Linked DNA regions of Homo sapiens: region 2 is linked to region 1. A link is a contact called in ENCODE Hi-C or POLR2A ChIA-PET data. All regions are on one chromosome and are shown on one strand. Each heading gives the region's core, a stretch centred on a gene start or an enhancer-like site at or near the end of the contact. The rest is flanking DNA. Distances are from core to core; before and after follow the strand shown. Region 1 has its middle 46 kb from the start of COL1A2. Region 2 has its middle 6.1 kb from the start of PON1.

The links. Hi-C counts contacts between places; a loop is a spot of excess contacts on that map. ChIA-PET counts read pairs that join two places held with the same protein, here RNA polymerase II (POLR2A). Pooled maps may share reads with other maps.
Region 2: a pooled map shows a loop between it and region 1 (2.5-fold over the local background). The contact joins two enhancer-like sites. A Hi-C loop is called at or near these places in 1 of 37 single-sample maps with no recorded cell type and 3 of 50 pooled maps. POLR2A ChIA-PET finds 5 or more read pairs at or near these places in 1 of 52 experiments (WTC11).

Annotation. Positions count from the first base shown.
Region 1 is chr7:94,438,361-94,443,572 of GRCh38, forward strand. No RefSeq gene overlaps it. Among named protein-coding and RNA genes, the nearest start is that of COL1A2, 46 kb to the left of the region's middle. Within about 2 kb of position 2,556, at least 2 of the 41 ENCODE cell types and tissues checked have a DNase peak (open chromatin) inside an H3K27ac peak, as active enhancers do.
Region 2 is chr7:95,328,044-95,333,255 of GRCh38, forward strand. No RefSeq gene overlaps it. Among named protein-coding and RNA genes, the nearest start is that of PON1, 6.1 kb to the left of the region's middle. Within about 2 kb of position 2,793, at least 2 of the 41 ENCODE cell types and tissues checked have a DNase peak (open chromatin) inside an H3K27ac peak, as active enhancers do.

The DNA.
Region 1 (5,212 bases), core at 1,306-3,805:
AATGGCAAAGTTGGAAGTCTGTGCCTATGTGCCTTTTTCTAGGAAGACAAAGTATATTGTACTTCTCTAAGTTTTTCCAGATCCCACACAATATTTACCAAACCAGAATTGCTAGGGGTGGACCCAAGATATTTCTATATTTAATTAGTACACCAAGGTGGTTCCCATGTACTCTCAGAGTTTGAGAACCACTGGTTTATTAACATCATCATATTTTTAGGTGATTCTGTATCCCTCTCCCCAAAATGTTTAGGACTACAGCTTTCAAATAGTGGGCTCTTTAAGCTGTTTTAAAAAGAACATGTAATGGCTCATTGAACATGTGAGCAATTAATTTGGGAACAGTTACAATATTACAAATGTGATTACTTATTGCAAACCCAATTAATCCAGTCAGGAAGAATGTTAATTACAAAGGAGTGTGGAAATTAGCATGAGTACATGACTAAATGCCTAAAATCTGACCTATTATATTGTCTGTCAGGTAATTTATTTCAAAAATACTTCCACAGGAGGTTTTATGTATATATGTGCATGAGGGCTATAAAGTAACATTAATCCACACTCCAGGGCTGATTGAGTAATCTTGGACATATCCTAATTAGGAAAATCCATAGCTTTAGAATTGGCTATTCTGGCATTTCAAATATCATTATTAAAATCTACACCAGAAGGTGTGTTAATTAGCATAAAAGATGTCAATAATAATTTTTCATAGTTGAAATATGGTCTTGAAGATATATGGAGAACTAATAAATATTTAACATAATGAAACTTAGGCTAAATCTTGTTCTACTTGTGACATACTACTTGGTAGCAAGATTGACAAGGAAAGACATATAGTCCTATCTATCTTCAATCACCAGAGATGACTTATATTTACCAAAAACTCTTGAATTACTCAATTAGCTCAGATCACTTCAAAAGATGACTCTAAAAAATGGAAAAATGGTAAAAGATGGCTAAGAAAATGACACACAAAGCAAAACTGTACTGAATTAATTTAAAAAGCGAAATGAAATAATGCTGAAAACAATAACTGCATTTCTCTAATGAGCAATGGAATATCAATAAAAATGAATCCAGATATAATAGAAAGCAATCGGGAAGGATGCCAAAGTTCCAAAGAAATCATCTCTCTTTCTATGGGAGCAGCCAAGATTTACTAGGTGCTTTTATGGCCCTTCCCCTCTGGGCATAACTGAAAAGCTAGAGGAAGAGCCTTAGCCAAGCTGAGCCACTCAACTCCTCTCTTTTGAAAATTTAAAAGTTGTAGTGGAGAATGGCAAGGAATAATGGAGGCATGACAATGACAGCACTCTACAGACGACTGTGAACTTTTGCAGATGAGGTCACAAAACAGTACTAGATTTTTGGTTGTTCTTTCAATTATGAAATAATCCAGTATCCTTCTACTAACTTTCCTTTTTGCTTAAGTTAGAGAAAGTTAATTTCTGTTATATAAAACAAAAACAGTTTCAACTAATATACCTAGTAAACAGGACATGGCAAAAATGGAGGAATACAGGACCATCTTAAAGTAGAAATAAGAGTCACAATTTTGAATAGTCTTAAAAAGTACCCAGATAAAGAACATTGTTGGAACACAATTCATGGATGTTTGGCATTTCTGCATGTTTTGCAAGCAGAGACACTGATGACCTTCGTTCTGAAATATCTGTTCAAGGATGTTTGTATAATGATAGTGTGCAACCTTGGAAGAGAGAGTTAATGTCTCCCTTCAGAGGAGAGGTTACTGTCCACTATAATCAAGATAATAGCTCCCTGCAGGGCAAATGTCAAGCAGGTTTGCTCCCAGCCCATTGTAGTTTTGGGTTCCATTTGTTGGTGTTTCTCAATTGCAACACATCCATTTGGATTGCTCTGCATTTTCCCCAAGGGACTTGGGGAAAGGGGGCCTGAAGCAAATATAAAGCTTTTAGTTCCTTGCCTTGCTGGAACAAAGTCTTTCGTCTCTGACCCAGAAGCTGCATGCCTTCCGCCAGCATCTATTAAACTGTGGCCGGCTAACATCTTAGCTTTAAAGTAGAGAAAATTCCAGATCCTTCAGAGTTCTTGACAAACATTTCAAAGAAGAATTTATAACAGAATGAAGCTGCATCCGTTCTGTATTCTTGTCTTTCAAGTTGCCTAGCAACTAGTTGGTCACCACTGATCTGACAATCTGCAGTAATGAACAACCACGCTATATAGAAAAGTGTAATTGAACTACATGCTTCTAGATGGCAGATTGTCTGATTCATCTCTGTATCTCTATCACCTAGCCCAGTAATACAGACTCCAGACTTCGTGATTTTATTGTTGCAGGACTTTTCCTTAGTTTAGCTAATGACAGGGTTCTTTGTTCCATGGCCACAAAAATTCAGGCTTGCAGATAGTTTGAATGGTGAGTAAGACAGGGTTTTACTGGGTGAAAAAAGAAGAAAAGGGGAAACGGGGACTCTCCCTAGGCCAGAGTCCCTGCTAGAGTACTTCTCGCCTGGTCATTTGAATTCCAGGTTCCAGATAGGAAGAGGAGGGGCCAGACTACTCCCCTCTGCAAACAGCGTGAACTTCCGTGTCTCCACCCAATGCACATTCCTCCTGGTGTGCAGGCTGGTTGGAGTTTTTCCAGGGACCCTCTCCCACCTGGCTATCTCATTATGTTGAACAATTATTAAACAAAAGAGGAAACTATAAAAATGACTGCTGGAATATGTATAGAGTTGTAGTAACTAAGATAGTCCAAAATCTGTATCATAGGTACTTTACCTTATAATCATCTTGTATCTTCAGGTTTATTTAAGCAAAACGAACAGAGATCCAGTCAAGGAAGCTCAGGTGACAGGGACATACATAGAGAAATAAGAGCAAGAAAGGTAACAGACTACTGAAATTGGAGCTGCAACGTGGCTGCTCCTTTATTTATTTATTTTTTTAGAGGCAGGGTCTTGCTATGTTGCCCAGGCTGAAATACAGTGGCTATTCATGGTGCCATCATAGCACACTGTGGCCTCGAATTCCTGGGCTCAAACAATCCTCCTGCCTCAGCCTCCCAAGTGGCTGGGACTACAGGCTCACACCACCATGACAGGCTTGGCTCTCTATTTAAGATGGCTTCAGAGATCTCAGGAGCAGGAGTTTGTGACTTTTTCAACTCTTTCCTCTACAGCTTCACCACTAATCTGGTTCATTCACATTCTGCATGTTTTTTTCATATCTGCTATTAATTGGCTTTCATCATTATTATTATTTGATTTCTAAGAGAGAGATTCTGATATAGTTCATAAATCTCTAGACAGCCTAGTAAGTGCTGACATTTGGGTAGGTATCCCATCATGAGAGTCGTGTGATATAAAACATAGCCACCTAGACATCAGAAGCTCTGCGTGGGCAATTTTTAAAGGGGGCAAGGGTATGAAAGACCATAAATAACATCTCTATTACAAACTGCATCACAAAAGTTGTAATGTTTTATAACTTTTCTCAATAAAACAGAAACTTAATTTAATTCAAATACTTTGTATTTGAATGCCTGCTTTGTATCTACCCATCTCACACTCTTCCTAGCACTCCTTTCTCCTTGAAAATATATATGTTGGTCAGGCCTGGTGGCTCACACCTATAATCCCAGCACTTTGGGAGGCCGAAGCAAAAGGATCACTTAAGCCCAGGAGCTTGAGACCAGCCTAGGCAACATAGTGAGACCCTGTCTCTACACAAATTTAAAAATTAGCCAGGTATGATGGTGTGCACCTGTACTCACAGCTACTACAGAGGATAAGGCAGGAGGATTGCTTGAGCCCAGGAGGTAGAGGCTGCAGTGATCATACCACTGCATCTCAGCCAGGGTGACAGAGTGAGACTCTATCTCAAAAAAAGAAAAGAAAAAAAAAAAAATATATATATATATATGCTTCTTCATGCAATTTGAGCATTTTGTTTTTAGATAAAGACTTAGAAAGAGTTCTTAGACATCATTTTTTAATGCTTGTACAGAAAAAAAGAGGGGTTGGGGGAGACAAAGAACATCAATAACAAAAAACAAAAGTTCATTAAAATGCACAAAAAATGTCCAGTTACTTTAGAAATTAAAGAAACACGAAGTTAAAAAGCTCACTTCATCTCTGGCTGTTTCTTTTCAAAATAATAGGTTGATAAGAGTTTAGACAAAAGATCACTCTCATCTACAGTTGATGTGGTATAAATTGGTACAAAATTTCTAGAGAGAAATTTATCGGTATGTATCAAAAGCCTTAAAAATGTTTATATCTTGGACAAGGAATGAATGCTAATAAATTAATATTTGATTTTTCTAAAGACTTTGACCCAGTAGAGTCCATATGAAGGCTTCTCATAAAGCTGTGAGACTCAAGTTTTCTCTCCACTGCACAAATCAGAACAGCACGTAGCTGTCCCCCAATGCAGCTGTCTGGGGCAACCTAAACTTGGAGGGAGAGCTGTGTGGGTCTGAGGAACAAGCACGTGAATCACAGAAGTCTTCTAACTTTGGGAAATGCCATGGCTATTTGCAGCGCAAAGCTGACAGAAGGAACTAGAGCACTGCAGCTCTCAAAAAGCCACACAAATACACTCTTTGAACTGGTTCACATGACTATGTGCAAATCCAACCCTCTGAACAGGTGTCATGGAAAGGTGTCTGCAAAAAACACCAAAAGGTTATTTTTCTAAAATCCCGTTTTATTGCCTTCTCTTCCAGTGAAGGCAACCCCCAGCTGGTTATTGGGAAGTCACATCCCCCTTCTTCCTATATCTTAGCATGGGAGTGATAAAATTGCCTGAAAGAAAGACACTACAATAGCATTAAGTCCATGTGCAAATATAATGACTGACCCTCATATCATATCTCAAGCGCAACAGTTGTCATAGCTTTATTTATAACAAAACATTGGAAATTAACCAAATGTCTAATAATAGTGGATTGGTTTAAGTAGATATGGTGCATCCATTTGATGGATTGCAATCCAGTATTTTAAATGTTCTCAAAATATACTTATAGAAGAAAATTAATAGCTATTTGCTAAAATAAACAAGTATAGATTACAGGGGAGTTGCATCCCATGCAGGAAGTTAGGTTTTAAAACCAGCACATAATGGAGAAAAAGTTTTGCATAATCAACATTACCCTTGAAAATCTCTAGGTTGAAGACCAAATACCATAACTTCCACACAGTTTTTCTTTTAGTATTAG
Region 2 (5,212 bases), core at 1,543-4,042, 890 kb after region 1:
ACATATTTCTACAGTGGTTGTTAAATAACCACTTCCTCAGACCCTCCAAGAGGTCCTCCACAATACTGACCATTCTCTCTTCCCTGGAATCCTCCCTCACTTTACCATGATCTAGCAACCAAGGTATTATTTCCTGGCACAGTAGGGTCTCTAGGATTCTTCTCCCAAATAGTGTTTTGTTCAGCTGGGACTGAACTGACTGATTGAGGCTGTGCCATACCTGGTGTTAAGGACTCTATCACCACTGTCTTCACAGCACTCCATAGGAAATCATCTTCCTACTTAATGCCACCTGCCTTCCCCTACTAGCATGTAAACTTTTAGAGGTCACAGACCTTAACTTGCTAACTACCTTCTCTCTAACTCCTAGAACAGTTTCTGGCACATAGTAAATGCTCAAATATTTGTAAAGGGAAGGAAAGTACAAATGAATGGCAAGGGGTTGGGGATAAAGGAGGCAGGAGGAGCAGGGATTGAAAGATGGTTTGGGAGTAGACTAGAGATGCCACTCTCTCCTTTTCTGACCCAGTTGTCCTATGGGCCTTAAAGAACCCAAGTGGTCTTTCTTGCACAAAAATCCATGGTATTTGTTTGAAGTCACTGACTATTTGTTCTCTTTGTTCTCTTTTACCTCTTTTCACAACCAATCTTGTCCTCCTTCCTTCCCTTAACCTACTTATCTCTTTCAAATCCAAGAGCAAAGGTTTCCCATGTCAATGCACACTTTGAAATGGTCTGCTTTTTCTGGAGCTCTTGCTCTGGGCTTTTGTTTTCATTTGCTCTTTTGCCTGAAACACTGTCTTTCCATAAGCTTTTTATTCCCCATTTTAAAATACAAACGTCTTTATTGAGATATAATTTATATACAATAAACTGCACACATTTATAATATATAAATATAATTATATGTGTTTATAATTCAATATATGTCATTATATATAAATCAATAAGTTTTGGCATATATATTCACCCATGAAAACATCACAGGCATCAAGGTAATAAATATATCCTTTGCCTCCAAATTTCTTCATGCCTATTTGCAATCCCTCTCATACCTACGTCCACCCCACTTCCCTACAGATGTATTAGTTATCTACCATCATGTAACAAACAAGCCTGAAATGTGTCAGCTTATAACAACAAACACTTATCACCTCTCACTTTCTGTGGGCCAGGAGTATGACTACAACTTACCTGGTGCCTCTGCCTCAGGGTCTTTCCCAAGGTCGTAGCCCAGGCATTGGCCAGGACTGTGATCTCATTTTAACAAGCCAGATGGAAGTCACCATCTCTTTGTAACCTAATTTTCAAAGTGACATATCATTTTTTCCATGTTGTATTCATTCTGTTCTCTCAAGGTGAAGGAATTACACGAGGGTATGAATACTAGTCCCCATTCTTAACATGATCAAATCCTACCTGCTCCTTCAGGCACCTGTTTGCAATTTATTTCTACTAGTTTTTCCTGATGTCTAAATCTTGGATACCATTCTCATATGTCTCATTGCACCATGCTGCTTCTTTATTATTCCTGCCACTCTGTATTGTTAATACTTTATCACGGTACTGTTTTTCTCACTAGACCAGAAGCCTGTATAAAAATGCCTTGCTTGTTGTTATAGCTCTAACGCCTGGTACAGCACCTAACAAAATCTAGGTGCTCAATAAATATTGTTGAATACATGAATGAATGAATGAATGTTTAAAAGTTATTACAGAATCCTCTGGAATACTTTAATGTTCCATATTTTATTTACTGTAATGCCATCAGTGTTAAATACATAACTATCTATTATTCTTTTATTTTATGTACTACTAAAAAAGAAAAACTATAATTAATCTACAACACAATTCTAAGAAACTATTAATTATACAATAATTTCCTATTTCACACATGTTAAAATGTGCAGACAAGAGTATGAGTCCATGCTATGTGAAGATTTTAAATGTTATGAGAAGTTATGAAGGTGTTTTAAACTTAGAATTTTTTTATCACCAGAAATGTATAACCAAACATTTAAAAAGCAAACTTCTTTAAAAACTCAGATCTCACCTTGACTATTAGAATCCCTTTCCTTTCCTCCCTTGATCCTCATGTGCTAAGTATTTATTTGCACATGTTCAAATACTTCTTCCTAAATATATTTGGTAACAATCACATCAACCCATTCTTTTATTTTCCCACAAAAAGCCTAATTCACGGAGTAGTCAGTAAAAACTGTCAATGAATTGGTAGAAAGCCAGAGCCAAGTTTGCCAAGCTTAATTTTGTAGAAGTGCAAAAGGATTGATTGGGTAACTATACCACTTGGTGTTGTTCATCTGCAGAGGATGCTGAGCCCTGTTGGCAGTTGTTGCAATGTTCTCAAGTTTCTGAAAGTGTGAAATTCCAATGTTCTAAGAATGCCAATAATACCATTCTGCATGAGGCAGCTATAGTAAAGCTGGAAGAAAAAAAAACCCAAAAACCCTGGGCTTTAAATACTAAATTCATGGTCACTTCCTGAAAATTCTATAGTAGCAGAAATAACATCTGTAAAATGGAGATAATTCCTGTGGGTTTGCTGTATTAAATTTTTAAAAACCTGTGAAAGCACTATGCAGATATAAAGCAATGGCAGTGCAAAGTACAAGGTACTATCCAAGTCTGGAAGTTAGTTTACAAAATGCTTTTACCTTACATTCTCTCACAAGACCCTGGACAAGGAGATAGGATCAATACGATTATCCCCATTCATACAAAGTCATCCAATTAGGAAGTGTAGGAGCCCTAAGTTTGTATGTCTAGATATGGGCAAACCAAAACTGACGTGCACCTAAAAACAGAAACTGAAAGTACGAAAAGGGAAAGCTAACAGAACTATGTCACTTCACTTCAATTGTCTAAGCACACATCTCAAAAAGCTTAAAAATCCAAAGAAAGGAGAAGGATGGAAATGAAGATAAAATCAGCAATCAATGAAATAAAAAACAAACTTGAAGAGAGACTATCCATTGTATGAAGTGTCATTCAGTTATAAAAAAAGAATAAAGTCCTAATACATGCCACAACATAGATGCACCTTGAAATCATTATGCTAAGTGAAAGAAGCCAAACACAAAAGGCAGCATATTATAGGATTCCATTTACATGAAATAGCCAGAAAAGGCAAATCCATAAAGACAGAAAGCAGATTAGTAGTTGTCAGGAACTGCAGGGGAGAGGAGGATGGGGAATAACTACTTAATGCACATAGGTTTCCTTCTGAGATGGTGAAAAATATTCTGGCGCAAGATCATGGTGATGGTTGAACAATATTGTGAACATACTTAATGCCATTGAATTGTATGTCATTGAATGGTTAAATGATGAATTTTATACTATGTGAAATTTACTACAATAAAAACTTAGGACAAAACATTCAAAAGTTGATTATTGAAAAGACTAATGAAAGATATAAAACTGTGGTAAGACTGACAGAAAGAAAATGAGAAAGAAAACAAATTCTAAATGTGAGAAATAAAGAGGATATTACCGCAGATCCTAAATATGTAACAAAAGGATATTATGAACTACTTTATTCCACTAAATCTGCAAATTTAAATGAAAAGAATGAATTGCTAAATTTATCAAAGCATACACAAGCAGAAACATTTAATTGTAATATTTCTATATTCTTTAAATAAATGTAATCTATACTTTAAAATCCCCCTTAAAGAAATCTTTAGTCCCAGGTAGCTTCATAAGTGAATTATTCCAAACACTTAAGGAAGAAAAAATGCTAAATTTTACACTAACTTTTGGAGAATAAAAAAAGAAGAAATAACTCTCAAGTCTTTCACCAGGTGAATATAACCTTGATACTAAAACCTGACAATTAATTACAAAAAAGGGAAATTAAAATTACAGGCCAATCTTTATTATGAACATGGACATTAATATCTTAAAATATTAGTCAAGTAAGTCCACAATTATAAAAACATAATAATATCATAATCAAGTAAGGTTTATACACCATATGGGAGTTTGGCTTGAAGTTTTAAATCAACATATAATTAACAGAATAAAGGGGAAAAATGATGATCTCAATAGATGCAGAAAAAGTATTTTAAAAATCCAACACTCATTTACAATTAAAAACATTTTTAGTAAACTAGAAAGAGAATGCAAATTTCTTAATCAGGTGAAGAATATTTTGCCAAAGAGAAAAAGTTACAGCAATTTTCACACTCGATGAGAATTTGAAAGCTTTCCCTGGTGATTGAGAAAGGAACAAAGACATTTGTGATTATCCCTTATGCCCAATATTAAACTAAAGGTAAGAAAAAGAAAGAGGAGATGTCAAGGCTGGAAAAGAAGATCTAGAACACTCATTATTTACAGACAATGTGCTTGGTATGTAGATGATACGAAAGACTCTACAGATAAACTTTAAAATAAAAACATAAATTTACTAAGGTAGCTAGCTATAGAGTCAGTATACAGAATCATTTGTTCTTGTGTAGTAACAAACAATTAGAAAATGAAATTTTAAGAAGATACTATCTACAAGAGCATCAGAACTGCTAAACTCTTAGGATGTAACAGAAGATGTTCAAAATCTCTACACGAAAATCTACAACTTCACTAACAGAAACTAAACATTTAAAGAGACACATATACCAACTTCAGATCTTGGAAAGGTGGCAATTTAATGATGTACATTCTCCCCGCATTGATCTATAAGGAGCTCAATAAAATTCCAACACAAATCCTAGAAAGGTTTTGTACAAATTGGCAATCTGACTCTAAATTTAAGTGAAAATACGAAGAGTTAAGAATATCCATAAAAAATTTTGAGGAAGAACAAATTTGGGGGATTTTAATACCAAAAATCAAGGTTTATTATAAATCTATTATAATTAAAACGCTGTGATTTTGTTGAATGACTGACAAATAATCCAACGGAACAGAACAAAAAGTCCAGATATAGGCCAGGCGCGGTGGCTTACGCCTGTAATCCCAGCACTTTGGGAAGCTAAGGCGGGTGGATCACGAGGTCAGGAGTTAGAGACCAGCCTGGCCAACATGGTGAAACCCCATCTCTACTAAAAATACAAAAATTAGCTGGGCGTGGTGGTGGGCGCCTGTAATCTCAGCTACTCAGGAGGCTGAGGCCAGAGAATCGCCTGAAACCAGAAGGCAGAGGTTGCACTGAGCCGAGATCGTGCCACTGCACTCCAGCCTGTGCAAC